7 separate regions of the Mus musculus genome follow, and regions 1, 2, 3, 4, 6 and 7 are each linked to region 5. The links are chromatin loops, found by intact Hi-C in ENCODE. Cell type or tissue: heart. All regions are shown on one strand. Region 1 overlaps Gm34654 (a long non-coding RNA gene). Region 2 overlaps Gm34654 (a long non-coding RNA gene). Region 3 overlaps Gm34654 (a long non-coding RNA gene). Region 4 holds the start of Gclc (glutamate-cysteine ligase, catalytic subunit). Region 5 has its middle 6.4 kb from the start of Elovl5. Region 6 overlaps Gm34654 (a long non-coding RNA gene). Region 7 has its middle 7.4 kb from the start of Gm39375.

What was found. Hi-C counts contacts between places; a loop is a spot of excess contacts. Peaks named below come from ENCODE experiments on the same cell type or tissue, not always from the same donor. Only the 100,000 strongest peaks of a DNase experiment are listed, where the experiment ranks them.
Region 1: it touches region 5 in a loop (3-fold over the local background); 21 of 42 quality-filtered maps call a loop at or near these places.
Region 2: a loop joins it to region 5, with 3 times the contacts of the local background. A loop is called at or near these places in 20 of 42 quality-filtered maps.
Region 3: a loop joins it to region 5, with 2.4 times the contacts of the local background. A loop is called at or near these places in 7 of 42 quality-filtered maps.
Region 4: a loop joins it to region 5, with 13 times the contacts of the local background. A loop is called at or near these places in 7 of 42 quality-filtered maps.
Region 6: a loop joins it to region 5, with 6 times the contacts of the local background. A loop is called at or near these places in 13 of 42 quality-filtered maps.
Region 7: it touches region 5 in a loop (4-fold over the local background); 18 of 42 quality-filtered maps call a loop at or near these places.

The regions. Positions count from the first base shown.
Region 1 is chr9:77,832,811-77,836,810 of GRCm38, reverse strand. All of the region lies in intron 1 of Gm34654 (a long non-coding RNA gene), which reads left to right. Among named protein-coding and RNA genes, the nearest start is that of Gm34654, 17 kb to the left of the region's middle. In heart, no CTCF peak of the experiment used is centred here; a DNase peak (open chromatin) is centred at 2,040.
Region 2 is chr9:77,817,752-77,821,751 of GRCm38, reverse strand. The region is part of intron 1 of Gm34654 (a long non-coding RNA gene); the gene reads left to right. Among named protein-coding and RNA genes, the nearest start is that of Gm34654, 32 kb to the left of the region's middle. In heart, a CTCF peak has its summit at 2,251 (motif pointing left); a DNase peak (open chromatin) is centred at 651.
Region 3 is chr9:77,845,793-77,849,792 of GRCm38, reverse strand. All of the region lies in intron 1 of Gm34654 (a long non-coding RNA gene), which reads left to right. Among named protein-coding and RNA genes, the nearest start is that of Gm34654, 4.1 kb to the left of the region's middle. In heart, no CTCF peak of the experiment used is centred here; no DNase peak of the experiment used is centred here.
Region 4 is chr9:77,752,933-77,756,932 of GRCm38, reverse strand. It overlaps Gclc (glutamate-cysteine ligase, catalytic subunit), which reads right to left and starts at 2,398. Exons shown (of 16, transcript NM_010295.2): 1 at 1,974-2,398. The coding sequence starts at 2,123. In heart, CTCF peaks have their summits at 613 and 2,077; a DNase peak (open chromatin) is centred at 2,392; H3K4me3 peaks cover 2,618 bases; H3K27ac peaks cover 1,619 bases.
Region 5 is chr9:77,908,966-77,912,965 of GRCm38, reverse strand. No RefSeq gene overlaps it. Among named protein-coding and RNA genes, the nearest start is that of Elovl5, 6.4 kb to the left of the region's middle. In heart, no CTCF peak of the experiment used is centred here; a DNase peak (open chromatin) is centred at 2,195; H3K4me3 peaks cover 2,593 bases; H3K27ac peaks cover 3,073 bases.
Region 6 is chr9:77,805,005-77,809,004 of GRCm38, reverse strand. It overlaps Gm34654 (a long non-coding RNA gene), which reads left to right. Exons shown (of 5, transcript XR_379642.4): 3 at 276-370; 4 at 1,900-2,078. Among named protein-coding and RNA genes, the nearest start is that of Gm34654, 45 kb to the left of the region's middle. In heart, a CTCF peak has its summit at 2,040; DNase peaks (open chromatin) are centred at 324 and 1,794; H3K4me3 peaks cover 556 bases; H3K27ac peaks cover 541 bases; H3K27me3 peaks cover 445 bases.
Region 7 is chr9:78,003,398-78,007,397 of GRCm38, reverse strand. It overlaps a transcript of Gm34829 not described here. Among named protein-coding and RNA genes, the nearest start is that of Gm39375, 7.4 kb to the left of the region's middle. In heart, a CTCF peak has its summit at 1,715 (motif pointing left); DNase peaks (open chromatin) are centred at 587 and 3,947; H3K27ac peaks cover 874 bases.

The sequences.
Region 1 (4,000 bases), 76 kb after region 5:
AGTATGTATGAAAGTACAGTAAGTACAGCCACCATGTGATATGCGGATTTAAGAAGGACAAGCAAAAGATATTATATTTATAATCATGATGCTTGTTGATGAAAGGGCAACAGTGAATATATAATGTCTAAAAGATGAAAGAAATATACCCCACACCTTACCATATTGACATAGTTATTGGAAGCAGTGAAGTTTTGTTTTATCTGCGCTAAGGTCTTCCAGTCTGTCCAACAGCATGCGCATGAACAGTCCACTAAGTGTACTCTGCCCCATCACATGAGGACAGCTTGGAACTCACAGATGAGTGCCCAACATCCGATATCTTCACTTTGGGGTAAGAGAAAAAGGATTTTGGTCTATAAATTTCCCCTCTTGCTTCTGGAGAACATGAGGCAACTCTGTTGTTACCAAGATGTGAGAGCCATCTGGGTGTTGCACCGTGAACTGGCCCAGGACCGTGGACTCTCTGAGTCCAGTAGAAATGGCCTCCCTGAAGCCACACTCTCAGGTGTGTCTTTCCAGACGCGGAGCATCTTTTCCCAGGCAAAAAGTGCTGATGCGCTCAGGAATGTCCATTCTCCCAGGTGCTCAGGGAATCTCCAGGGAAGCAGTAATTTTGCTTCTTATGTTCATCTCTATTGCTAAATTAACTGACAATGAGTATGTACTAATTTCTCCAATGAGAAAAACAAAAATAAAAACCCAGCAAATATTTGAAAAGCAATAGGGAAGAAATCGACTAATGGTCTTCCCTGGCAACCATGGCTTCCTTCAGACTCAATTTCTTCTCTGTTGACTGGCCCCTTTCTTACTGTCACTTCAGACCCACCCAGAGAACTTCCTCTATTTCCTCTTCCTGTTTGGTTAGGATTGACCTTGGTAGAACAATGGGCTTTGGTCTGTTTCTAGATTCTTCTTGTGGTCTGTAATCTTTTGGTATGAATGCCATTGCTGGTAATAGCCTCAATCAGTTTCCTAAGTTGTGTTTCTCTCTGTCTCTCTGTCTCTCTGCTTCCATCTCTTCTCTCTCTGTGTGTCTCTGTCTCTCTCTTTCTTTTTCCTTTGTCAAATCTTTCTAATCTTTATCCCTACTGCAGCAATCTTTTTGTCCCTACCTTGTTAACTAATGACTTGAAAACTTTATTTGGATATTTTAGTTGTTCTTATGTAATGAGGGTGAGTTTTACAATTTATTCAACAACAGCACATGTTATTTTTTTGCCAGTCCATTTCAAAAACAGATGGCTATACAGTGACAAAGACACTTGCCACTGTATCAATGAGCCCCAGAGTTCCTCAGGGTATCTGCCTAAAGTTCTTCCTCCACAAAAATAACAAGACAATCTTCTGCACAGGATTGTTATGAGGATTGAAAGAAATAGGCACTTAAAGTAATAGAGATGATAACAGTGCTACTAATTTTCTGCCTTCATTTGATAACAGCTGGGGAGCCTCTAGGAGGAAAAACTCTGTATCCGGTGGAAGCCGGAGCTTAGAGCTTATAATTCAGTGAGCAGATCTGACCTTCAGTCTCAACCTCACAGGATTGCTGTGAGAATTTCATTTGAAAAGCATAAATCCATGTATATACGAGCATACGTAATCACAATGATCTAGGTTGAGCAAAATGTATTTGCTGCCGATAAACGCCTTATACAGTTGCTCTATATTTCTCAAGAAACATGGGAAACAGAAAGACTGCTTTTCAATATTATCGCCCTAGTATATTTCCACTCTTGTTTTTAAAATGGAATCTATTTTTACCCTCGTTTTAGAAATAGATGTGTTTTTCCTGGAACTAAGTGCATGGAGTAGAGTCGCTACTAGTTTCGAGGGAGCCTGATTCAACATTGGGTGCAGGAAGGAAGGCTTGATGTAGGGCGAGAGATGGTTGAGGCTAGGAAGGAAAGGACCCCCACTGTGATGACTCGACCTTTTGTGTCACAGAAACATGTGGCAGATGAGACTCTGACCTTCAGATGTTACTTGGACAAGAAAAGCTTGGAGGAAGTCAGTTCTGAGGGGTGTGCCATTTCCTGTGGGTAGTTGTCTCTCTGAACTCACCAGGGAGGGACACACTGCACGCTGAGTGATTCCCAGGGCAGTCAGAGCTTCCTGATGTCTTCTAGAGCTCAGCTCTTGAACCTGCTCCTACTGAAAAGACATTGCATGCTAACATTCCCTAAGCCATATGCATGGAAACGTTGGGTAGATTGCATGAAGGTAGTTGGGTAGGAGTATTGCTAGGAGTTCAAAGAGTATAGAATGAGACCCAACTAAAAACAAAGAGAAAAGCTGAGATACAGTCAGAGATACGTGATTCCCCACAGAGGGGGAATTACCTCTTACTCTATCTTTATTGGTCCATCATTTATAGATAACTCTGTTTATTGCCAGACAGCAAAAGTACACTGTCAGCAGACCCACAGGTCTACGGAGTTAAGAGATAAAAATGAGTTTGTCTTATTGAATTAAGTAAAAACATTCACTCTATTCCTCGAGGCCCCCATTTGCATTAGAGCAGTGCAAAAGATGTGGCCAAAACAAGAACCAAGCTATCACGCTGAATGAGATTGAAAGGATTGAGGGGCTGGAGACATGGCTTAGCTGCTAAGCATCTTAACAAACAACGAAAGGCTGAAATAATTCAATACTCTTGTGGTGTTTTGAATATACTTGGCCTAGGGAGGGGCACTATTAGGAGGTGTGTCCTTGTTGGAAGAAGTGTGTCTCTGTGGGGGTAGGCTTTGACAGACCTTCTTCCTAGCTGCCTGGAAGGCAGCCTTCTCCTAGTGGTCTTCAGATGAAGATGTAGAACTCTCAGTTCCTCCTACACCATGTCTGCCTGGATGGTGCCATGCTCCTGCCATGGTGATAATGGACTGAACCTTTGAACTTGTACGCCAGCCCCGATTAAATGTTGTTCTTAGAAGAGTTGCCTTGGTCATGGTGTCTCTTCAACGCAAGGGGAAAGCTAGTTACTAGGGATTGGTATTATAAACCTTATTGTTTATGTGTTTACAATTGAATAAGGGATAGTTATATCATATTAGGTATTATTACTTGGTTTTTGTTTCATTTGGACTTTCAATTTAGAATTAACTACAATCCAGTAGTGGAGAAAACAGGTTTTTGATCTGGATCTTGAGGCATAGTGACCATGAAAAGCTTAGGCCCAGACATGGTGGTATACACCTTTCATCCTAGGATACAAAGGCAAGCAGACTTTTTTCTTTTTCTTTCTTTCTTTCTTTTTTTTTTTTTTTTTTTTTTTGAGACAGGGTTTCTCTGTTTAGCCCAGGCTGTCCTAGAACTCACTTTGTAGACCAGGCTGGCCTGGTCAGAAATCCACAAGCAGACTTCTGAGTTCAAGGCCAGCCTAGGACAGAGCAAGTTTTAGAAGGAGAAAAGCTTAAGTCCAGGCACAGTGGCACAGGCCTTTAATCCCAGCATTCAGAGACAGAGCCATGCAGATCTCTGAGTTCAAGGACAATCTACAGAGCAATTTCCAGGATGGCCAAGTTTAGGCAACGAAGGAGTTGGAAAACAGAAAGCTGGCAATAATGTAAAAGAAAAGGGGATCATGTTCCGGCCCCAGCAGGCAGCAGAGCTCCATAGCTTTGGCACTGTGGCTCTAGCTTTTGAGTTAAGAATAGAAGGGACTACTGAGACAATTGATGCTGGCTAGCTGGAGCTATGAAATTAGTGGTAATTATGAAGAGACCAGCATCACTGATGTGAAATCTTCTGGGAAGTGTTTTCTAAAGAGCACAAAGAAGCTGTGTTCCAGAGATAGCCAATCTTGAACCTCATGCTGCAGTTGGACTTGTTAATGTGTAAGAATCACCTAGGTGGTACTGGTTTTGAAGGTATGAAGGGGTCCTGGAGAGCCTCTGAGGCTTGGCACTGTGAAGAGAGCCTATGAGAGGCTTTTGCAGCAGATGACCCCAGTGTATTGGAAATGCCAGTCCTATGGGATGACCACCAAGAATAACAGCAG
Region 2 (4,000 bases), 91 kb after region 5:
TAGGTTGCTCTAGCTTTTGCCTGTTGAGAACACTGTTGTCACAAGCATTCGTCTGTGGTGACAAATGACTTCTTGCTTTCCCTTCCTCATCAAAAGATGGAGTCAGTCCATTTCATTCCAACTTCTTTCATTTTAACAACTTAACTTCATTCTTGAAAACAATGTTTATATATATATATGTATTCTTGGTGCCCTTGGTGTCCAGAAGAGGACACTAGATCCCCTATGACTAAATGGTGGTGAGCCACCATGTGAGTGCTGGGTATCAAACTTAGGTCCTCTGGAAGAGCAGCCAGTATCTTAACCACTGAGCCATCTTTCCAGCCCCTTCATTTCATTCTTACTCTGTAGTTGCAACTTTTCTGTTGCCATGATAACACCCCACCTCGCAGCCTTGCTTTCTACAACAGACACCTCCCTTGACCTGGTTCCCCTTCCTGTATGCAGCTCTCCTTAGCAGATATCTCAGCTCTGGCATCTCCAGCATCTTGAGATCTCCTTTGCAATCCAGGCTTCACGTTTCCAGTGACATGCTATGGCCTCTCAGAGCTTCTTGTCCTCTCAGGGCCTCCATGCAGGGACTCCTGTAAAACACACTCCTTGGCCTTAAAGGATCTCTGAAACAGTGGAGGATGAATCCATGGGCAACACCGTTGTGTTTGGCTGCCAGCCTGGGATGAAACCGGATCCCCTTAAACCACAGGAACAGTTTGTTTCCAGTTGCTTTCAAGGAGCAGGAACCTCCTTAGGTTTTCTTTCCAAAGCTGGAAGCTTAGCTGGGTGTGGCCCTACCCCGAGGACATCCTTCCCTTTTTTCCTGTGCCCTCTCCTTAAAGGCACTAATCTCCACAATTACAATACCTACTGTATTGGCTGTAACACAGGCTTCTTACTGCTGCTTTTCTCTTCAACCTATATTTTTTATTTCTTTCCTCTCCACTCGCTCTTTTTTAAGTTGCAGACCTGAATAAGAGTAATTACTAATAACTATGCTAAAGAGTTGATATTATGTTGCCTTGAAATTTCTTCTGTCAAATAAATTAGTCTTTGCTAATTTAGCCTTGGGCAAGTTCTTAGGCCATGGGCAGAAAGCAGCAAATTCTTTGCTAAAATATCACAAGACTGACCAGTTACTGTTAAAAGTTTTGCTTTCCCCTAGAACTCCTTGACCCAGGCCTCCACCATCTGCATTTTTCTCAGCACAAAAATCTTGTAGGCTCCTACTAGAAGAACCCACTAAACTGTACCAACAGCGTTCAACCACTTTGAAGTCCAAAGTCCCAAAGCCTTTCACATTCCTCCAGGAAACCCCAACATGATCGGTGCTTTTGCCACAACAACCTAGTCTCTGGGACCAACTTTATAATAGCCATTCATATGTTGTGATTAAATGCCATAACCAAAGCAACTTACGGAAGACAGTTTGTTTTGGCTAACAGATTCAGGGGGGTGAGAGCCTATCGTGGCAGGGAGGCTTGCCAGTACTTGGAAGGCATGGCAGCTGGAGAAGGAAAGGAGAACTCACATCTTCAAATGCAGTGAATGAGAGAGAGAGAGGGAGAGATAGATAGATAGATAGATAGATAGATAGATAGATAGAGAATGCTAACTGAAGATGGCATTAGGATTTTAACTCTCAAAGCCTGCATCCAGTGATGTACTTTCTTTAGCAATGGTAAGCTGCCAAAGCTTCCCCTGACAGCACCACAAACTGGGACCAAATGTACCAATATCTGAGCCCATGAAGCTTGGTCTTATTCAATTCACGTATATCCCAAACCCTGGCTTAGCTCCCCAGTGAATAAGTACAAGTTGCATGTCCTATTTTATATACACTGTAGTTAGTTGTATTAATCCTAGGCCAAATGACCGTTTTCAAAATATAGATGTTAAGTCCTTGTGGATACATGGCAGGTCCCCACCCTTCCATCATCTCTTCACCAGCCCTTCTGGTTCTGCACTTACTATCTTTGCTTAGTCCCACAGGGCCCTGATATTGGCAGGAGTTCTTCAGGCCAGTTCCATCCTAGAGACAGACCATAGTAGTTCCTGAGAGTCTCCATTATCATTCTGTGTATTGGCACCACAGTAACTTCTGAGCTACAGTTATTTTAAATTGTCTCCACTATTGGACTGGAGAGATGGATCAGCAGTTGAGTAGTAGCTGCTCTTCCAGAGCCCTGAGTTCAATTCCCAGCAACCACACGGTGGCTCATGACCATCTATAAAGGGATCTGATGCCCTCTTCTGGCATGCAGGTGTACATGCAGACAGAGCACTCATACATCAAACAAACCAACCAACACACAAGCAAATAAAAATAGAAAAAAAAAAAAAACAATCGTTTCAGTAATCACTATTCTCACATATATAAAATGTTCTCAAATGTATATTCCAATGTGATCATTGAGTGTCCATCCAAAGTGTGGACACTCCTTGGTGGCTCGTCCTATCTCATCCCCACCGTGCAGTTCAGGGTGATAGTCTCTGAAATCAGTAACAATTGTGCTTAAGGCCTTCCCCCTTATTACTTGGAGCTAAACCGTCCTCCTGGGCACAGACTTACAGGCCACACTCACTGAGCTCAAGCTCAAGAAGATCTGTGGGGAATCCATCTTTCACAAAGGCAATCTGGGGAGGGATTGAGGGAGATAAGCCCCTCAGCGATGGTACGGGTGGAGGAGGTGGCTTCCGGATTGTGATAAGAAACGGGAACAAGCTTACAATTGCTAAAGCTAAGCCGCTTTGCTTCATTGTGAGTAACTGTAATTCAAAGTGACAGGAAACCTGGCCAAGCTTTTAATACTTCTCAGTCTTAGGAGGGGAGTGTGGGATGGAATGACTTTTTAAATGCTGCAATAAATTCTCCCAGCCCGAAGATTTGATTTATTTATTTATTTAGTTAGTTAGTTAGTTAGTTAGACAAGCATACTTTTATTTGTCCTTCCTAGCTGACAAACAGCACTACACTTCACTGTCCTGGCACAGCCCATAGCTACATTTGAACTAACTGGCTATGGAATGTGCCGAGGGACCTGGAGAGATGGCTCGGTGATTAAGAGCCATTGATGTTCAGCAGTTAAGAGCACTTGTTACTTGTCTTAGTCAGGGTTCTATTGCCTCGATGAAACGCCATGCCCAGAAAGAAAGTTGGGGAGGGAAGGGTTTATTTGGCTTACATTTCCACATCGCTGTTCATCACTGAAGGAAACCAGAGCAGAAACTCACACAGGGCAGGCAGAAAACTGGACAGAGGAGCTGATGCAGAGGCCATGGAGGGATGCTGCTCACTAACTTGCTTTCCGTGCCTTGCTCGGCCTGCTTTCTTATAAAACCCAGGATCACCAGCCCAGAGTGGTACCACCCATAATGAGCTGGGATACACCCCCACCAATCACTAATTAAGGAAATACCTTGTATCTGGGTTTTATGGAGGCGTTTCACCACTGAGGTTCCCTCCTTTCCAGTGACTGTGTCAGGTTGCCATAAAACTAATTAGCAGAAGACTTGAGTTTGTTTCTCAGAACCCACATGATGGCTCACTGATGGACTGGAGAGAGGGCTCAGCAGTTAAGCACCTCCAGTTCTGGAGTATCTGATGCCTTCTTCTGATCTCTGTGGGCCCATGATATATGTGGTGCACAGATACACATGTAGGCAAAATGCTTGTCTATATAACATAGAAATAAATAGGTCCTTAAAAATTAAACAAAGCTATTCAAAAATAGTTTATACTATGAAACGCTGTGTTGTGGAGACAGAAACACACACACACACACACACACACACACACACACACATACACACACACACACACACACACACATACACACACACACACACACACACACACACATACACACACACACCACACACACACACACACACATTGGTGGAGAGAGAGAGGGAGAGAGAATACAAGTTATAAGCTCATAAAGAATGAATTCTCAAGGGGAAAAAAGAACAAGATCTAACATATATGCTTTGAAGAATTATTGCT
Region 3 (4,000 bases), 63 kb after region 5:
CTAAGCCACATTTTACAATATAGTTGTTCAGAAGTCACTCTTGAATGGATGTTTGTTAGCAGACATGAGACTATCCCTAACCTCGTGGTACAGCTGTATCCCAGATCATGGCTGAGCAGGTGTCCTACTGATGAACGGTACTTAGCTTTTTCTTTTGTTTAAGAATATGACTTAGCAGGAGGCTTAAAATACCCTGGGAGTCATATTGTGAACAGATGCATTGCCAACCAAACTTTGCTGTTCTGCTAGCAAGGTGTGGGCGGAGTAGACTCAGAGTAATTTACATAGCCCTAGGATTTTCTGAATGAGCTTTGGCATCAACTTAAAGCCACCGACAACATTAGCATAGCCATTGACAAGAAAGCCAATTTATCCTTTAGCCCTTTGAAGTTAGGCACTGACTTTTCAGCAGTTAGGCAAGTCCCCAGAAGGCATCCTCTTCCATATGACAGTTTCATACACAAGAAAGGCCTCCTGATTTAGTGCTGTCACCATAAGTAGCACACTGCAGCTAACACATGAATGGGTACTGTTTCCCTGTGTACCTTCATATTACAGAGTTGGCTTCATTCTTCAAACTTATGATGCAATCTCTCTGGACATCAGAAGAAGGCCTCCAGAGCCAACTAACCTGGGCCCATGGGAGCTCACAGAACCTGAACCAGCACCTTCTCGTCAGTCGTACCCTCACCTCTCTTGGTTTCACAGAGGTAACAAGAGTTAAGGTCTTATACTAGTTTGGGCATTGGCTTTCAGGACTCTTGTGACTAGTTTGAATACTAGAACTTTCTCCATATTACATAGAACCTATGTGGTTTATCTCATTTGTGTGTCTACTGCAGGTGTAGTTTTAACTTCCTTTAGTAGCCCTGTTGTGCATTCATTCCTTAGCTAACTGGTGACCACATCTAACTTTTGACATGCTTGCTTCATTGACTCTGGCTTCTAGGTTTGTTTGTACAGTAAGAGACATACAACTCTGTCTTTTACTTGAACACTCACAGGCCACTGTAGGTTTATTGATCGACCTGTGACCTACTTTGCTTTCTATTGCTGTGATAAATATTGTGACCAAAAGCAACTTGGAAAGAAAAGGGTTTATTTGACTTATACTTTCACGTCACAGTTCAACGTCCAGGGAAGCCAAGACAGTAACTTAAGCCAGGTACCTGGGGCCAGAAACTGAAGCAGACCATAGAGGAACACTGCTTACTAGCTTGTTCCAGGCTCATGTACAGTGTGCATTCTTATATAACCCGGGACCATCTGTCCAGGGGTGTTACTACCCATAGAGAGCTAGACCCTCCTCCATCCACCAGAAATCAAGAAAAGGCACCAGAGATAACGCCCACAGGCCAGTCTGAAAGAAGCAATTACTCATTTGAGGTTCTCTCACCCCCCCGTGTCTTTAGTTCGTGTCAAGTTGACAAAAACCAACCAGCACAGCTCAATTTTAGTGTTTTTGCTTCCTCAAGAAATAGGCATGCTCACAGAAAATAGACAAAAGGAATGACTTGTGGGTGGGCATGTCAGAAACACAGTTATCAACTAAGCTGGCATCTAATATGGACCCAGTTTGTAGTGCTCCAAACACACTGTAACAGATACATTAATGATGAAAACATGAGCTAATTTGTAAACTGTCAAAAGATGACAGAGACACAAAGCCATACAAATCATAGAAGTGTCAGGTTGATTTATTTCCTACTGTGGAGGTCATGTTTATACCTATTGGGTTGTTGTTGTTGTTTTCATTTATAAGCAATGAACAATCTTATGCCTGTATCATTTTGGAACTGTATCAGCATAATATACAGAATAAATTTTTAGATATAGAATTTTGCTAAATGAAAGTGTATGGACAGTTAGGACTTTGGTAATAATTCTTCACCAAATTTATGTCTATGATATTCCACTAGCAATATGGAACTACCTCATCAATTTAGGACCATCAGTCTTCTGACTTTACTATTCTGATAAGTTGGAAATAGACCCAATATTGTTTCAATATACATTCTTTTTAGTGAGATTGAAGATGTCTTCATATTTAAGAGTCAGTTCTACATCCTTATTGGGGACTGCCAAAACTTGAAATTTTGGCATTCTTTATTTGTTTATTTATTTGTTTAAGACAGTGTTTCTCTGCTGAGTTTTCAAAATAATTATAAATCTATGTTCCATCTTTGCTTTCACAAAATCAAAGAGAAGACTTTGTATTATGGAAGTTCTTGAATGCTGTAAAGAATCATTTAGGAGGGAGGGAGGAGGGAAAGAAGAGAGGGAGGTGGGGGATTCAGGAGTGAAATTCCTGGGGTGGTGTAAGAGTACAGCTTCAGGAATATTTAGTAACAAGTATTAAAAGCTAATATCTGCTACAGGTATATCAGGCACAAGTGTTCTAATGCCAGGCAGGAATTAAATAATTTCTGACTGTGAAAGAGGTACTTCCTCCTTCAGACAGCACTTGTATCAGAAATATTAAAAGGTCAGGTTGTGCTTTGGCTAACAGGTTCTACTAACCAGTTGAAGAAGAAACTGATAGTGCCTCATGAGGAAATTGGACATGCACTGAATTACAGGAACTGTCTTTCCTGTCTACTGGCACATATATGAGCATCTACTTTCCTCCCCCCACCCCTATACCTTTATCCTTCATTAGCATGTGCACAGAGACCTACCTGGCACCTCGTTACTATGCACAGAACTTCAATAGCCTTCCCTCCCTGGGATCTCCTGCCCTCAGCTTCCTTTATTGATCACTATAAAGGTCATTGGCTTTCTTTTACCTTCTCATGATAACTCAATGACTTAAGTTCTAAACTTACTCTCATCTTAGTCTTGAAACTGAGACCCACATATGCCTTGCTCAAAGTCACGCTGGGAATGTAAGTCCACACTCTTAATTATAGTTTGTCAGATTGGTAGGAAATACTTGGTGCCTGATGCGACCTAAATGTGTGTTCAAACCCATGCACAGAGAACAGGTCCCCAGTGGGACAGTGCTTGAAGGTAGAAAGTTTGGGAAGGTCGTAAGGCTAAGGGGCTCAAGTTCATGAATGGATTGTGAAGTGGTCTGACAGAGAAAGTGTGGTCCTTCTGCTCCTCCATCGTCTGCCAACTGAGGTCCCACAAAGCACCATCTTGGGAAGAAAGCAGTCCTCACTAGTTTCCTGAATCTTCATCTTGAGCTTCCAGCTTCCAGAAGCTTGAAGCATGTCCGTCTGTTCCCGATGCTGCTCCATATGTAGTGTCTGACAGAGGTCAAGAATCCCGGGTAGAGAGATGGCTCAGCGGTTGAGAGCACTGACTACTCTACTAGAGGTCCTGAATTTAATTCTCAGCAACCACACGGTGGATCACAACCATCTGTAATGGGATCCAATGTCCTCTTCTGGTGTGTGTGAAGACAGTGACAGTGTACACACACACACACACACACACACACACACACACACAGAGCAGACAACTAGGCCAAGGAAGAGCTGCAACAGCAGCAACCGAAGTACAATGGATATTGAACACAGAGTATGAATGCAAACCAGAAATGAGGCAGGGTGAGGCATGTGATTCTGTTTGCCTTCACTCGCCTCCAGTTGCTGACAGCTAAGCAGGTCATTGTTGTTTTTTATCCCCATAGGACTTAGTGTTCCGGCTGCCAGATGAAAACAGTATTTACTCTGAGCCAAGAGCACCCTTTAACCTGTCCTTAGGTGGCTCTGGTCAGACCACGAATCAGCCCACACATCTTGGCTAGGATTCCCATCGCTGGTCCTAGTGAACAAATGTGCTGATGGCTCAGACCTGTGAGAGCAGCCAGAGAAAACAGTCTTATGAATTATGAAAGAATATGGGTGAACTAGATAGAAGATGCCAATCAACAGACTGCATTGTGAAAGGGGCCATGAACCTTATTCTAACACGTACTCAGTATGAGCTCATCACGCAGTAGGTACTGGGTTATCAGACTGAACTCCATCCTAAAGCCCTGAAGGTAGGGCAC
Region 4 (4,000 bases), 160 kb after region 5:
CTATGTAACTTATGACAAGAATATTTGCAAAAAGAAATTTGGAAATGCAATATCAGCAGGCGCTAAGTTTTCAAGGGATATTGCTGATGTCATCTAATGTAGGAACAGTGCTAGCCAGGCAACTTACTGTCGGAGGATTACCTGTGGAGTCCAACTTCTCTACAGACCTGCCTAGCATGCTCTGTTCAGGAAGTCTTAACTGTCAGGCAATGATGGTGTACACCTTTAAGCCCAGCACTCAGGAGGCAGAAGCAGGCGGATCTCTGCGTGAGTCTGTGGCCAGCCTGGTCTACACAGTGAGTTTCAGAACAGTCAGGACTACACAGAGAAACCCTGTCTTTAAAAACAGTGTTAATTGGTTGAAATGCTGGGCCCAACATTCTCCCCCTATACAGACAGAATACAAGTGCACAAGATTGCCTGGCTTCTTCAGTCTCCTTGATAAGGATTGTGGGGAGGAAGGTAAACTTGGTACCGACTCTATTCACCAGATCCCGTCACGATGGAAATGTGTGGTACACCTGAGGTCCTGCTCTGCTGTTCCTCTCACACCACTCACTTTACTCGTCTGCCATGGGAAGTCTCTCCAAACAGGCAGTTAGTTGTACATGCTCTTCCTGCCAACAGGGGGAGCGTTTTTTTTTTTTTTTTCTAAAACAGAAAGAAGGATCTGGATCCGGGAGGTTCCTGGTTAGTAGAGAAAAGGCAAGGGGCATGGTGAACCACTGTGCTTCGACTGCACTGAACATCTGCGGATGAAGTTCAACTCCAAATGGTTATAAAGACATTCATTTGTTTTTATTTTTGTCTTTATGGAGTCCTAGCAAGACAGCGAAAAGTAAATTTTTGATTGCTCAACAGTGGCTGGTTCCATGAGAACCTTAAAGGACGCCACAATTTGCTGCTGCCAACTATATATATTTCCTAGTTAGGCCCTAGGAAAAACAAGTGGATAAAACCCATAATATCCCTGCCCTGTATATGATACACGGAACACAAATGAAGAACTGTCAAATGTAAATACACAACAAACTTTGGACTAAAACTGGAGAACTGCCAAACGAGTGTGTCCCTTTCCTGAAAGAAAATGTGGTGATAGACAATTTTTTTTGTAGGAATATATATTAGTCCTAATACTTCCTTAGGCCAAGCATAATTCTTTCAGCTGCAGATGGCAGAATCATCTACCAACATTAGATACAGAAAAACTAACTTTTCGCAAGCTAGTCTATGCCGGTACAGCAACACTTTGAAACTTAGCCCAAGGATAATACTAAACGATAAATACATACAGGAGTGGCACGCTATCTGCCGTAAATGCCAACCCCACACAATAAAGGTCAGACTCAAGAGGTTATTTAACTTTATGTATCTTTTTATCAATGTGCTTATTTAAAAATAGGGGATGCACACACAAAAAAATGTTTTTAGCGTTGCCGCTTTCAGATGGTTCGAACAAATGGGTCCCAGAGATCATGCACAAGTTTTAGCATTGACTGGTAACGCTTAGCTGCTGGCTCTAACCAGTCTTACCTAACCTCTAAGTTGTAAGCATTTACAGTTAAACCGGATAATGAAGTCTCCCGTCTTTTAGGAAGACAACCCCAAGTCCTTAGGTCTAGCAATGTATTTGTTGCAATGTATAACTCTAAAGTTTGCGGACAGATGTGAGATGTGTCAGGCGTTTAAGAAAAAGAGCTAGAGAAAACCGAGGGCCGAAGCAAACACCCTGGAGATTTGAAACGTGATAGCAAGCCAGCCGGGCAAGTCGGTCCTGTACACACTCATCTCCAAGGCGAACAGTGCGACCGGACGCCGGGAGGCAGATATTCACACTCCTCCCGCTCAGGCCCTCCCTGTGTCCGAGCGGCTTGCCTCCCGACAGGAATGAATGAGCCCGAGTGGCCAGCGCCGAGCCCGGGCCGGTGGCGGGGCCGCGGGCGGCCTGGCCGAACAAAGGCGCGCGGGCTCACCTCGTCACCCCACTTGAGCACGTCCTTGTGCCGGTCCTTGACTGCGTGGTAGATGTGCAGGAACTGGAGGATGCCGTGCCTCCGCACGTGGTCGGCGTGGCGCTGGGTCTCTTCCCAGCTCAGTGGCGAGCCTTGGGACAGCAGCCCCATGGCCGCGTCCTCCTCCCGGCCGCAGCTCCGCTCTGGGGGCGCCCTCGGGCCGCGCGGCGGGCGTCCCGTCCGTTCCCGCTCCGGCTCGGACCCCGCCGCGCGGTTGACAGCCCGGGTCGGGGTCTCTCGCCGCCGCCCGGTCTCGCGCTCCCACGCCGGCCCTGCGGCCCTGGCCGCCGCGGCAGCGCTCCACTCGGCGCCGCCGGTGTCGTGCACGGGCTTCCTACTTGCGACCCAAAGCTGCGGCGACACAGAGCATGCCCAGTTCCGCGCCTGCCGCTCCGTGCGCCGCGCTCCAGATTTTATAGGCTGCGGCGGGGGCGGGGAACGAAGCGGCAGGTCGTGGGTGGGGCCTGGGGCGGGGGCGGGGCTGAGGCCGAGGGTGTCCGCGGGGGGGCGGGGCTGTCTGCGAATAAGGACTGAAAAGTCTGGGTCCTAAGAGAAAACTGGGTCAAAAAAAAAAAAAAAAAAAAAAAAAAAAAGGGAGGGGGGGAGAGGGAGAGAGAGAGAGAGAGAGAGCTGAAATATCTGAATATCTGTTCAACTCTGTACTGGTAGAAAGGGTATAAAGTTAAGAGTAATCCTTTTTTTTTTTTTCTTTTTTCTTCTTGGTTTTTCAAGACAGGGTTTCTCTGTGTAGCCCTGGCTGTCCTGGACTGGCTTTGCTGGACTCGAACTCATAGAGATCCTCCTGCCTCCCATGTGCTGGGATCAATTATGTGCACTACCACGCCTGGCTGAGTAATACTGTGTGAGTGTGTGTGCGTGTGTGTGTATGTGTGGTTTTTCGAGACAGGGTTTCTCTGTGTAGCCCTGGCTGTCCTGGAACTCACTCTGTAGTCCAGGCTGGCCTTGAACTCAGAAATCTGCCTGCCTCTGTCTCCCAAGTGTTGGGATTAAAGGCATGTGCCACCACTGCCTGGCTGAGTAATACTTTTTAATAAATGTTGTACGACTCCACATGGCATGGATATGCATAGAGTTGATTGCTGGTTATTTACATGCGTCCATGTATGGGCAGGGATTAGATATATGTATATCATCATTGTAAACCCTGTACGTTAACTATTTGCCAATGGGATCTCTGGTCGGCACAGAGATCACTCACTGTGCAAAAGAGGTCTTGTCTTGTCTTGTCTCCAAGTGTGCAGTGTGAGAAGTTTCTTCAGAAGTTTCCCCACCTTCAGAACCGAAGGTCCATCCAGCGGTGGTCATTCTATTGCTCAGGAGAGCTTTACCCTGAGTGCGGAAGGCTCTGGGAACTGGATTCCGTGGGAACGAAGGGAAGGTACCTTGCCCGAATAGTTATTCGATTAATGTTTTGCAACTGTATAAATATATGCAGTAACTAGATGATCCATTCATGTACAGAGGGCAGAAAACATTTATTACACCCTCCCCCCCCCCACACACACATTGTAACTACATTTTCAACATGTAGTTACTTAGAGACAAGATCTCACTAGATAGCCCAACCTGGCCTTGAACTCCAGGCAGCCATCGTGCCTCAGCCTCCTGAGTGTTGGGATTAGAGGCATGGACTTCCACATTTGCTTTAGATTTAATAGTTAATGAACACTCATCACAACATTCAATGAACACTAATCGATGAATGCATGATAGGAATATTTCCTCATTGAATGAGGCCATCAAAGAGCTTGGGGCCACAGATACTGAAAGTGTGGCTGTGATTTGCACAGTGGAATGCATTTAAGTATGTGCACAGGTTAGATGGCATCTAAAACTGAGGAGACATGATGCTGTCTCTCTCTCGCACATAGCTGGAATAATATTCTTTTAAAAAACCATTCTAACACCACCACCACTCAATCTTCACTACTTACTGCCCACTACCTTATTGTGTCCTCCCCACCATC
Region 5 (4,000 bases):
TAAGATATATTCTGTTAGAGCTGGCCATATGTACTCAATAGTCTTTGCCCCAGTTCTATAATTTATAAAAACAAGTTCTCTAACAATTAGCCTTAAAAGATGTAGTCACTCTAGGTCATTTGGTATTTTGGTTACAAGTCTATTGTGAAAAGCCTTGCTTTTGTGCGCCTGACCCAGGAGACATACTCTTTCATGCCAAAAGATGGTAGTACAATTTCTCACAGTTTCAAGTGCACTTTTCACCACGTAAGATTCAAGTGAAAATTTACAAGTTTTTGAGTCAGCTTAATTATATAAAATAAGTTCTTTTTACTTTATACTCACAAGTGTTTTACCTGTATAGTACACATATGCATCATGTGAGTACCTGGTGCCCAGGGAGTACAGAAGAAAGCATCAGATCTCCCTGGAACTGGAGTGAGGGATGGTTTTGAGCCACCATGGGGTTGTAGGGGACCAACCCCAGGTTCTCTCCAACGGCAACACATGCTATTAAACAGTGAACCATCTCTTCAGCACCGGCTTAATCAGTTTTTGAAGACTATTGCTTGCCATTCGATTGCATGGTATCTTTCCTTCCAAACGCACACATCCCCTTATGTCAAAGTGCTGCATTGACTTCTAATCTAAATGATTACATAGCGTGCTGCCCTTTGCAATCGTTAAACAAACACTTTCTGAGCATCTATTTGGGGCAGTTGAAAACTGATTAAAACCAGGACGTACAGGATACAATGTTATTACCATGCAGCTCATTGGTACAGAAGATTGAAGTCTTTAGAGTTCCAATGTGCATTTACTTCATCCTTTTCCTTTGTCTTCCTCTCTCACTAGGCTTTGTTTCTCAGAATGTAAAGCAGAACAAAATGTTTCTTTTCCCCTTTCCCCATAGCTAGAGCATTCTGCTCCCTTCGTCACTTCCTGTTTCTAATATCTCTCTTCCTCAAGATAAGGGCAGAAACTTCTAGTATAGTGTTGAGCCAGGTACATAAAAAGCAAAAAGAAATGGGTGTTTATTGAAGTAGACTTGTAGAAGACCATCAATTAAAACACACACAAACACACACACACACACACACCATTCCAAAACCATTTACTTTCTCCATGATCAAAAGAGCAAATTAGATTCAGTAGGTTGTTTCAAAATAAATACGACTTCGGGAGTCTCAAATTGATACTATACGTTTTTATTTGCTTGTTGTTCTCTTCACTTATTACTATGGACACATTGCAGGTAACTATAGTAACACAAAAATCTAACACAAACATCCTATGCGACTCTGTGTTTTCAGTAGCTTATGAGTCAGAGTAAGTTTCAGGGCATGAACGCTGTGGAAAGCTGTGTTGTAGATAGATATTCAAGAAAGGCTTCCAAAGGGCAGGGAGGAGGGGTGCTAATCTGGGTGAATGGGATAAGCATAAAGAGAACTGATTTTCAGCAAACACTCACGAATATGTTATTTGTTTTTTGTTTTTTTTTTTAAATTGCCCTCTGTACCCAGCCAGCAGTAACATCATGTACATATTTACTGACTGGTCTCTGGGGAAATGCTATACTCCCGGGAACTCAGATAACAAACAATAAGTTAGGGAAAGTGATGCACTTTTAGCAAATAAAAAAGTTAAAAGCTGTAAGAATTCAATGTTGAGAGAACGAGGAAAGAACACTGCAAAGCGAGGCTTCAAAGCCCGTGTACTCCCCCTCTTTAGCTCCTTTTCTAACCTCCTCATAGGCCCCACCAGGCTGGCACTACCCTGCCCAAACCCAGTCCCCGTCTAGTTTCCTTCTCTCCCAGCACGTCCACACTCTGTAATGGTCTTGCTTACTGATTCTCACCCTCTATACTTTACCACGGCAAGAGGCCCCCCCTTTACTGAGGTCTGCATGTGATCTGCTCGAAGCGGCTGAGTCCAAAAATCCTATGTTCAACAGGGTAGTAGTCTACACAACCAGCCGCACGCCAGCCCAGCCCAGAGCAGAACCTGGCGAGGCCCCGCCCAGGCTCCAAGGCTCCAGTGCGGGTGGGCGCTCGCTGCGGTGGCCCGAGGGACCCTCGGCCCGGGACTCTGTCTCAGTGACGCATCCCCCCCCGCACCCTCGCGGACCCCCACGGCCTCACTTCCGGCCAGCACCCGGGCACCGAGCTGTGGGTGGGCGGGGAGTGGGCGAGCGGGGTCACGCCATTCACCCGCGGCGGCGCCCGCCAATCACGGCGCCGAACTGGGCAGCCTGAGCTGAGGGGCGGGCCCGCGGGGTTACTCTGGGGCACTGGCCTCGGCGCGGCTCTCGGGACCTGCCAGGCCGTGCACAGCAGGCGGGGCACGGAAGGTCCCGCCCAGGGCGGAGCGCGGGGCGCGGGAGCCTGGGAGAGGAGGCTGCAGCTGGGACTCGCACCCGGACCGCAGCACCCTCCACGCCTGCGGAGAATGCCCGCGTGCTCCGGAGAAGCCAGGCCTTGTTAACGCCGGTGCAGGCTATGGGCCCCGGTCGGGACGGTGAAATGCCCTCGGCATATTTCAGAGACCTACTCCTAAGATTATCTGCTAGGAGATCTGAACGTTCTGGACAGGAAGAGGAAACAGTTACATTTTCTTTTGTCAACCAAGGGTCACTCCCTTCCTCCCCTCTCTCCTTGGGGGAATCCTTAAAGGCACAGAGAGCAGTTGGATCGTGAACTACTGCTTAATATTTTTACTTCTCAGTTAATCCTCCCAGGTTTTGATGTAGAAACAAACTCAGAAATTTATCCTGCAAGTGCTACAGTTGGAAAGTACCTGAGGGTGGCACTTCCATGCCTCTTTGCACCGATGAACTGACAGTCCACTGGGGAAGCCCCTCAGGGAAGCTGTTGACGTGTAGGTCAGCAGGGGTGCTTATGGCTAAGTGCAAGCGCTTCTTTCTTGGATCAAAGATTGTGTTTCTTAAGAATTCTTTAAAGTACACTGTTTCCAAGCCAGAACGCTCAAGGGGGTGGGAAAGTTCAAGACTCTTGATGAACGAGGTCACTTATGGGTTGATGATGCAGTTTGTAAACTGCCTTAGGGTCAATTGCGGTGATGAAACGCCATGACCAGTAACTTGGGGAGGGAAGGGTTTATTCCACTCATAGTTCCATACAACAATTCACCGTTAGAAGCAAAGGCAGGAGCCTGGAAGGCAGAGCTGATGCAGAGGCCATGGGGGATTGCTGCTTATTGGCTTGCTTCATAGTGCTTGCTCAGCCTGCTTTCTTACAGCCTACGGGAGGCTCAACCCTGATGGGCTTTGTCTGCCCTCCCACATCAATCGTTAATTAAGAAGATGCCCTACAGGCCTACAGCCTGATCTTATGGAGGCATTTTCTTAATAGAGGTTCCCTCCTCTCCCATGAATCTAGCTTGTGTCAAGTTGACATAAACTAGCCAGCACATAACCCCAACCTCCCAACCTGGCATTTAAAAAAACGATGTCCTATTTTGTTATGAAGTATTGGTAGAATGGATGCCGGGGAGTGGCAGGGTTGAGGCTTGTTCAGGGACTTAAATCTTTATGGCAGGATCACTCTCTCCCACTTTGTAGGAGGGAAACTGTGATCAGACTTTAAGTAATGTGTTTTAGCAGATGGTGCATGTATGCACTGCCTGCTCTGCTCGGTCACATGGAGGAGATAGTAAAGAAACCTCTTCTATCGCTGGAAAAGCTTTAGAGTAAGATCTGCTAGTGAGGCCAGTGTGTGTATTAGTGTGTAATAAGGGAAGACAGCCATGATATAACCATTTTAAGTACAAAGCAAGAAGTCTGGGGGCACAAGAAACATTGAAAGAGCATCAAGAGCTTTAACTTTTAACTAAAAAGCTTCTTTTTTTTTTTTAAAACTAAAAGCTTTTACACACTAGGTTGTTTTGTTTTGTTTAAATAAAGCCAGATAGGTATGATGGGGTGATCTTGTAATCCCAGAACTCAGGGAACAGAAGGATTGTAGCAAGTCCCAGTTCAGGCTGGGCTGCCAAGTGAGTTTCA
Region 6 (4,000 bases), 100 kb after region 5:
GTGGACATTTTCCCCACCCCGGAGAGACCAGTAGCAGTAAGGCTTGTCTAGGAGGGATATATTTGCTTTGCATTCCTACTCTCTAGCGACTGGCCTCTGGTCCCCCTAGGACTTTCTCCTATGTAGCATTGGCTTCAAACAATGAAGGACACCCTTTCTCCGCAGAAAAGGACTTCGGCCTCGCGGTCCTCATGCCTTTTGTTCAAGAATAGTCACCATTGCTTGCTCCAGACCCCAGGGAGTGTGTTAACCTGGCTGTTTCTTTTTCCTTATAGGAATGATGCAGGCAGGGCTGAGGCTCATGTTAACTGAGCACCTTCTGCTGGGCACCCAGCCAGAGCAACACTTCCTGCTTGAATGACTTCATCACGTATGTGTTATCATTTCCATGTTTATGGGGGAACAAGAGGGAAAACGGGGTCACAGAGTAGGTTTGAATTCCAGAGAATCTATTCATTTTGATAGCAAGGAAGATTCTGTGAGGTATATATATATCTATATATAGATATATATATATACCCATTGAACTTTGTACCAAAAGATGATGTCTTTGTCAGGACATGCATGTAGCAGACACTCACTTGAAGTAAGTTTACACTAAGTTTCGGATTTATTGGGTAGGACATTTGTCAGCCCTTTAGAATATAAGGACAGTTGGACAACCCTGACCTCAGCCTCAGGAGTCCTGAGTTTATCTCCCTAACATCTCCCCATTGCTGGAAGTAGTATCCCGTGCCTGTGTGCTAGCTGACTCTCAAAGGCCAGACCCTCAGTGGCTCTGAGGTGCCTCTCCTGCGTTAAGCATTTGCCTCTAGTCTAGCCAGCCATGTCCAAGAGTCATGGGGTAAAAGGAAGACCTATGGAAGCTAATTCTGTTGATCAGTAAATGGTTCCAATTGCTAAAGAATCAGCCACCAAATGCAGGCACTATTGCATATGCCAGCAAGATTTTGCTTAAGGAACCCTGGTATAGCTGTCTCCTATGAGGCTATGCCAGTGCCTGGAAAATACAGAAGTGGATGCTCACAGTCATCTATTGGATGGAACACAGGGCCCCCAATATAGGAGCTAGAGAAAGTACCCAAGGAGCTGAAGGGGTCTGCAACCCTATAGGTGGAACAACAATATGAACTAATCAGTACCCCGGAGCTCGTGTCTCTAGCTACATATGTATCAGAAGATGGCCTAGTCAGCCATCATTGGGAAGAGAAGTTCCTTGGTATTGCAAACTTTATATGCTCCAGTACAGGGGAACGCCAGGGCCGAGAAGTGAGATTAAATGGGTAGGGGAGCAGAGCGGGGGGGAGGGTATAGGGGACTTTTGGGATAGCATTTGAAATGTAAATGAGAAAATATCTAATAAAAAACGTGTGTGTGTGTATGTGTGTGTGTGTGTGTGTGTGTGTGTGTAGAATCAAACCACTACAACAACAAAGACCCAACTTGCGCTGAGTGACTATTGGACTTGGCTATAACTCAGTAAATGCTTATGGCCTGGTATGTTTAGGGTTCCAGAGGTATGTTCATTACTCTCCATAAAGCACTTTGAGAACCTTGACTGAATCATGTTTTTTGGCTGTTAGTGTAATTCCCAGGCAGGGGCTCATAAGGTCATACACAGCCAAGACAAATATGTGACATTTCTATGGTCCAGTTGTCCTTTTGTTTACAGCCATAGGGGCCATCCAGGAAAGGAGAACTGAACTATTTATTCTCAAATGCTTGCTTTCAGGGGGCCGAGGAAATGGGAAAAACATTTGTAGACAGGGCTATTGTGTTTGCTGCTGGCTGCTGTCCAGTACTTATGAAAAGGGCGCTCTCACCAAGTAGACGCTTTGTGTCCCTGTAAGAAACTGTTTCCTCTGTCTGGAAAGTGAGTTGTGTTTCTTTGTTTCTAAGGTTATTAACCCAGATGCATGAGACCCTTTGTCTCCTTCAGAGTAACCTGATTTTGCGGTTCCCTGGGTTCTGGAGTTTGTGCCTTTGCCTGTAGGTGAGGTCCTGAGCCTGGAAGACTGCAGGCATATTGACATGGTGGTGTTATACCGCCACCATGGGGGCACTGCTGGAATTTCAAGGTACTTAGAAAGCTTTGTTCTCGTCTCTAATGTCCACGTTCAGAAGTGAAAGTGAGCACGTTAATTTTACGTTATGTCGTTCAACTCAAGTACTATGAAAGTTATAATTTATCAAAAACCATAAGGACACAACCTGCCTGTGGAAAGGCTCTGGAGGGGTAGATAGCTTCAGCAGGTGTGTCTGAAGGACTTTAAATAGGAAGAGTCTCCAAAGATCCATATAGTGAAGGCTTGACTCCCAAATGCAGTAATGCTTAGAGTGGGGCCCAGTGAGGTGAATAGATCAGGAATGTTCTAAACTCATCTACAGAAAGTAGGTGAGTCTGTCGGTAAGTTCATAGATAAGGGCTATTAGCATATAGGCCCTCCCTGGAGGAAGTAGGCTACATAAAGAGAGAGTGCTCCATCTCCCCTCACCCCTGCTCGGGAGAGTGCCACTGAAGGCTATGTCTCCCCTCACCCCTGCTCGGGGAGAGTGCCACTGAAGACTATGTCTCCCTTCACCCCTGCTCGGGAGAGTGCCACTGAAGGCTATGTCTCCCCTCACCCCTGCTCGGGGAGAGTGCCACTGAAGGCTATGTCTCCCCTCACCCCTGCTAGGGAGAGGGCCACTGAAGGCTATGTCTCTCTTCACCCCTGCTTGGAGAGAGGGCCACCTTCTGCCTGTCACCAGGTGAGTGGCTTTGCTCTAGCACATGCCCAGCCATGATGCTGTCTCATGATGGCCCAGAAACAAAGTGGATGGAACCCTGTGAATCTACAGGCCCAAAGAATCTGAGTGGGTTTTCTCTGTGTTTCTCAAAGCAATGGAAGACTACTAGCCTGATTTAACCTACAGACCAGACATTTCAGTCTTCTAAGCCACAAATGTAGTGACCCTCTGGGATATCTCCAGCTCAGCAGTAGAGCTCTGACTGAGGCCCTGGGTTGGCATGTCATGCACACACACACACACACACACACACACACACACACACACGCACCACTGACAATTCATTTCACTACGTTTTGTCTTGATTAAGTGACACAGACTGTCTCAGTCATTGGTATTTGGAAATTATTCAGTGAAGGACTGCTTTGTTGCTATTATCTGACACTGACTTTGCCTTTGGGCAACCTTATGCATGACGAAAAGTGTTGCGGGTAAACTTGCTCAAAACCCAGTGAAGTCAGCACCCAACCTGCTGCTAGAGAGGATGCTCCTGAGACCCCTGGGAAGTCGGAAGAAACAAGTAACAGCACCAACATTGATGCTAATTGCCAAGGTGGGGATGAAATCATATTTTCATTGCTTGATCCTTTGGAATCAGAGAATCATAAAAAGTACACTCCTTCTCCTCTCCCCCCATGGAGCAACCAACCGGGTGTTTAAGTCACTTTCAAATTAAAATGTGAGCCAGTGGAAGGGTGACTAGAACCTAAGATTTTCCACAAATCATCCAGTGTTCTTTATGCAGCATCAAGATATCACCAATGGTCACCAGTCCATATCGCCTTCGACTGGACTAGTTACAAAGATACTTCATCCAGCGATGTATTAGTCCCCATCTCAGCAATGGAAATAGCGACACCTTATTGCAGAAGGCTGTGGTGAAGATCAATGAAATGATGTGTGTCAAGCATCAAGAATTGCACATCACTCGTTAACCAGTGTGAATGTCAGCAGAGATAATTGTAGATGAATCCAACTATAGAAAGTAATACAAAAAAACCCCATGCACCCTTTATCATTTGTCTCCAATGTACATGGCTGGCCAGACTGTACAGTATCATCTGCGGGCTCCCCGAGTCTCATCTGGACTGTTCTTTGTGTGTTATTATCACACATGGATCTGTCATTTGTGTAGGCTCCTGTAGTCACAATCCTAGTCAACTCACTGAGCAGCTCCATCATCCACGGCATCTCTTGCACTGACCCACCT
Region 7 (4,000 bases), 94 kb before region 5:
GGAACACGACATCTACATCCAAGGAAGAATAGATCTGGTCTACAGAGTGAGTTCCAGGACAGCCAGAGCTATACAGAGAAACCCTGTCTCAAAAAACAAACAAACAAACAAACAAAAACACAACAAAAAACAAAACAAAACAAAACAAAAAAACAAACAACAACAACAAAAAAAACCCAAACAAACAACCAAACAAAAACAAGCAAACAATCAAAAGAATAGATTTGGGACCGTGATTTTATTGACCATTTGAGGATCGATACAAGAGGCAAGAACCAGATGCTAGGGGAAGGTCCCAAGTGAGCATGCTTCCAGGACTTCACCGTCTTGGCTGACCAGCGTCCTTGGGTGGATATGCTGTTTACCTAGAGGGTTCTCGGCGTCTCTGGACACCACCCACCTAGCCCTGGGAAGCATCTTGTGTCCAGGCTGTGCCATTCCAAACTGTCCCGGGCTAGCAGAGGAATTCAGCAAAATTGCTGCCCTTAAGAGTCTCCTGTACCGTCAACGAACAGGCCAGGCCAGGCCAGGGGAACACTGGCCAGAAGGTGGAGCCCACGAGCCTGGTGAAGTGCGGAGGTGGCAGTAGCTAAGGCTCAGTTCCAAGGCCTTTGCTGGGGGATTGGCAAGGCGCCATTAGGAATATAGCGTTGGTTTGCTCTCTTGGGTATCCAGGGCAGCTCAAGGTCGGGAGTATTCCAGGACAGTGTGTTGAGGCTTGCGCTGTGGGTGGCTGCTATCTGTTCCACCAGCACAGATTTCCAAAGGCAGGGTCACTTGGGCAGGTGATAAGCTTGTTTGTGGTTTAAACAGTTTGGGACCTATTCGCTTACATGGTTGTTGTGCTTCATCTAGGTTAACTGCCTTAACTGCCTGTCCTCCTAACCCTTGAGTTGCAAAGAATGGAAAGAGGACAGCGGAGAGACAGGGAAGCAAGCGGACCGTCTCCAGCCTGTGCGCCTGACTCAGTAGACTGCGGCGCTGGCTCATCCTGGGAGCGCAGAGGGAATGTCAGCCTCACACAGCCTGGCACCTTGTGCAGTGACACCTTCAGGGTTTGTGGGGACAAGCCGCCTGCCAGACACACGGCTTATTATAAGTCAGATGATACAAGTTTACATATGAATATGAACACAGGCAGCTTGAACAAGCCCAGTGAGGCTAATGAACTTCCTGATTGGCAAAATTAGAACTCTGATGCAAAGCATGGTTAGGATATGAAGGTCTTGGGTTCTGAAGGGAGGAAAGTCACTCTGGTAGGTAAGAGAGGTGAAACTCGGTGGCCTCGGTGGCTGACAAATTTAGGGTGCAGACGGAGGGAATTCGAAGAGCCATGCTCATACTGCGTTTGTGGTCACAATAAACAAAAACCAGTAAGCTAAAGAAATAACTGGACTATATGATGTTTATTAGACTATCTCAAACCCAGAAATGAATACACTATCTATCTATCTATCTATCTATCTATCTATCTATCTATCTATCATCTATCTATCTATCTATCTATCTATCTATCTATCTATCAGTTTGCATATGATATGGTGTCATTAAGACAAACTATTACCAAATAATATCTTGGGCTACAAAGATAGCTCAGTGGTTAAGAGCACTGGCTGCTCTTGCAGGGACCCAGATTCAAGTTCCCCAGCATCTTCGGGGCAGCTTGCAACCGTCCATAACTGTAGTTCCAAAGGGTCTAATGCCCTCTTCTGGCCCCCGCAGGTACTGCACACATGTCCCTCTAGAGTGGTCCAGCTTTTCTTAAGCTTTTGTTACTTATGTGTGTGTGCATGTGCTGGTGTGTGCATGTCACAGCACACATGCAGAAGTCAGAGCACAACCCACAGGAGTAAGTCCTATTCCTCCACCATGGGGGCCTAGGGTTCAAAATCAGGTTGTCTGAGCTGGTGACAAGCACCCTGATCCACTGAGTCACCCTAGCCAGTCCAAGATCTAGTCTTTTAAACCCCTCTTCTCTGGCCCTCGGTCACATGAGATATGAAGCATAAATGATAATCAATCACCTATTTAGTTCTGTGGACCACAGGAAAATGGTTTTCTTGCTATAAAGTGGTTTTGCTTTTTGATTTGAGATGGAGTTTCCCATATCCCAGGCTGGACTCCAACTCACACTGGGCATAGCTTGAACACATGTGACCTCAAAGCCAGCCTCCACAGTGACACACCTCCTTCAACAGGCCACACCTCATGGTGTCACCCTCCATAGCCAAGCATTCAAACACACCGGTCTATAGGGGTCATCCCTATTCAAGCCACCACATTCTCCTGACTGTAGAAATGTATTTTCTGCAGGCACATAAACTTCTTTGCTTCTCCTTGGCCTCTAGGTCATATGGGCTTATCTTCAGATGCAGCCAAGGTGAATCAGAAATCTGGGGGAACAAGCTGACTTTGTGAAGGACAACGGGAAGGTGGCTTTGGCTGGTAACTGGTTTTTGCTGATTTTGAATTTGCGTGAGGATGTCTCACTGGCACAGGGGAAATAGGGGGAAAAAAAACCCAGCCTTTTTTCTTAAGATGTGAAATGTTCTCTGAGCTTTGGAACCTCCCAGAATGTTAACCCTGGCTGACAGCATGATTTAGAGTGTAATCATTTCTTTCCTTTCTAGTTTCACTCTGTCCTTTTGGGCAGAAGAGATTGTTCTCTTCATTGACAAGCTCAGATTCTCCCTCCCTCCCTCTCCCTCCCTCTCCCTCCCTCTCCTTCCCTCTCCCTCTGTGCCCTAGATAAGATGGTAAGTTTTGTTAATCTTTCTTTTTCCTACAAAACCCACAGCATCATTTTGTAGGCGGAAACACGGCATCTCAGCGAATCTAAAGGATTTTCTCTAAGATGAACCAATCAGATACACTAAATAGAAATACATTATATGCGCCCTTATAAAAGCCCAGTCATTCTATTTAGTGAAACCCAGAACTGTTACACAATGAAATATGAGGCTAATTTTAAAGCAAGTCATGTGCCCTTCCCATTGATCAGACCCACATACAAGGCAGGGATTCCACCTTGTATGCAAAAGCCCAGGTTAATCAGAAAGCTCTGCATGGGCGATGTGGCTGATTGCAGGAACACAAGCCTCATTTTCCAGCCAGTCCAGTGCTTCCTATGCGGAGTGCCCCGAGTGAGACCCATGGGCAGGAAGCACAGTCCTCAGCCAGGACCGGCTTTTTGTCACCTGATGTCTAGGACCCAGGCTTCCAGGGTAGTGAGATGCTAATAACCTCTCACTGAGGTGCCTGATCTGCACTAACCAACTTCTGTGAAGAAGGCCGCTGAAGCCATGGTTCAGTGTTCTTTGGACAATGGGTAGGGAAGGGAGCAGACAGCAGCGGGGCTACCAATCATCCACGAGGTAGCCTAGGGTGGAGGGACACTCACACTGATGGAAGGCAGCCACCTAAGCAAAATGTTAGTTCTCCAGTTCCATTCTGGTGAACTCTTTTTTTTTTTTTTTTCTGTCCCATGTTGTTTTATACCAGCTGTTCTCAACCTGTTAGTTGTGACCCCTTTGGGATTGAATGACCCTTCCACAGGGGTTGCCTAAGACCATGGGAAAACCACAAATATTTACATTATGATTCAAAACAGTAGCAAACTTAACAGTTATGAAGCATCAACAAAAATAATCTTATGGTTAGGGGTCACCACAACATGAGGAACTGTATTTAAGGGTTGCGGCACCAGGGAGGTTGAGAACAAGTGAAAGGATGTTCCTCCTCCTCTCTCTCTCTCTCTCTCTCTCTCTCTCTCTCTCTCTCTCTCTCTCTCTCTCCCTCTCTCTCTCTCTTTTTCTAAATTAAAACCTACTCTGAAGAGATGATCTGAGTTCAGCTGTACTGTGGAGAACAGCTGCTTTCAGGCAACAGCTCCAATGACAATCTGCACCTGAAGCCAGAAACCAGAGTCATGGCCACCTGCCACGTCAGGGGCCAGAGAAGTTGGGCAAGAGTTCGGACTTGCTCTGGGAGGCAGGAGTTC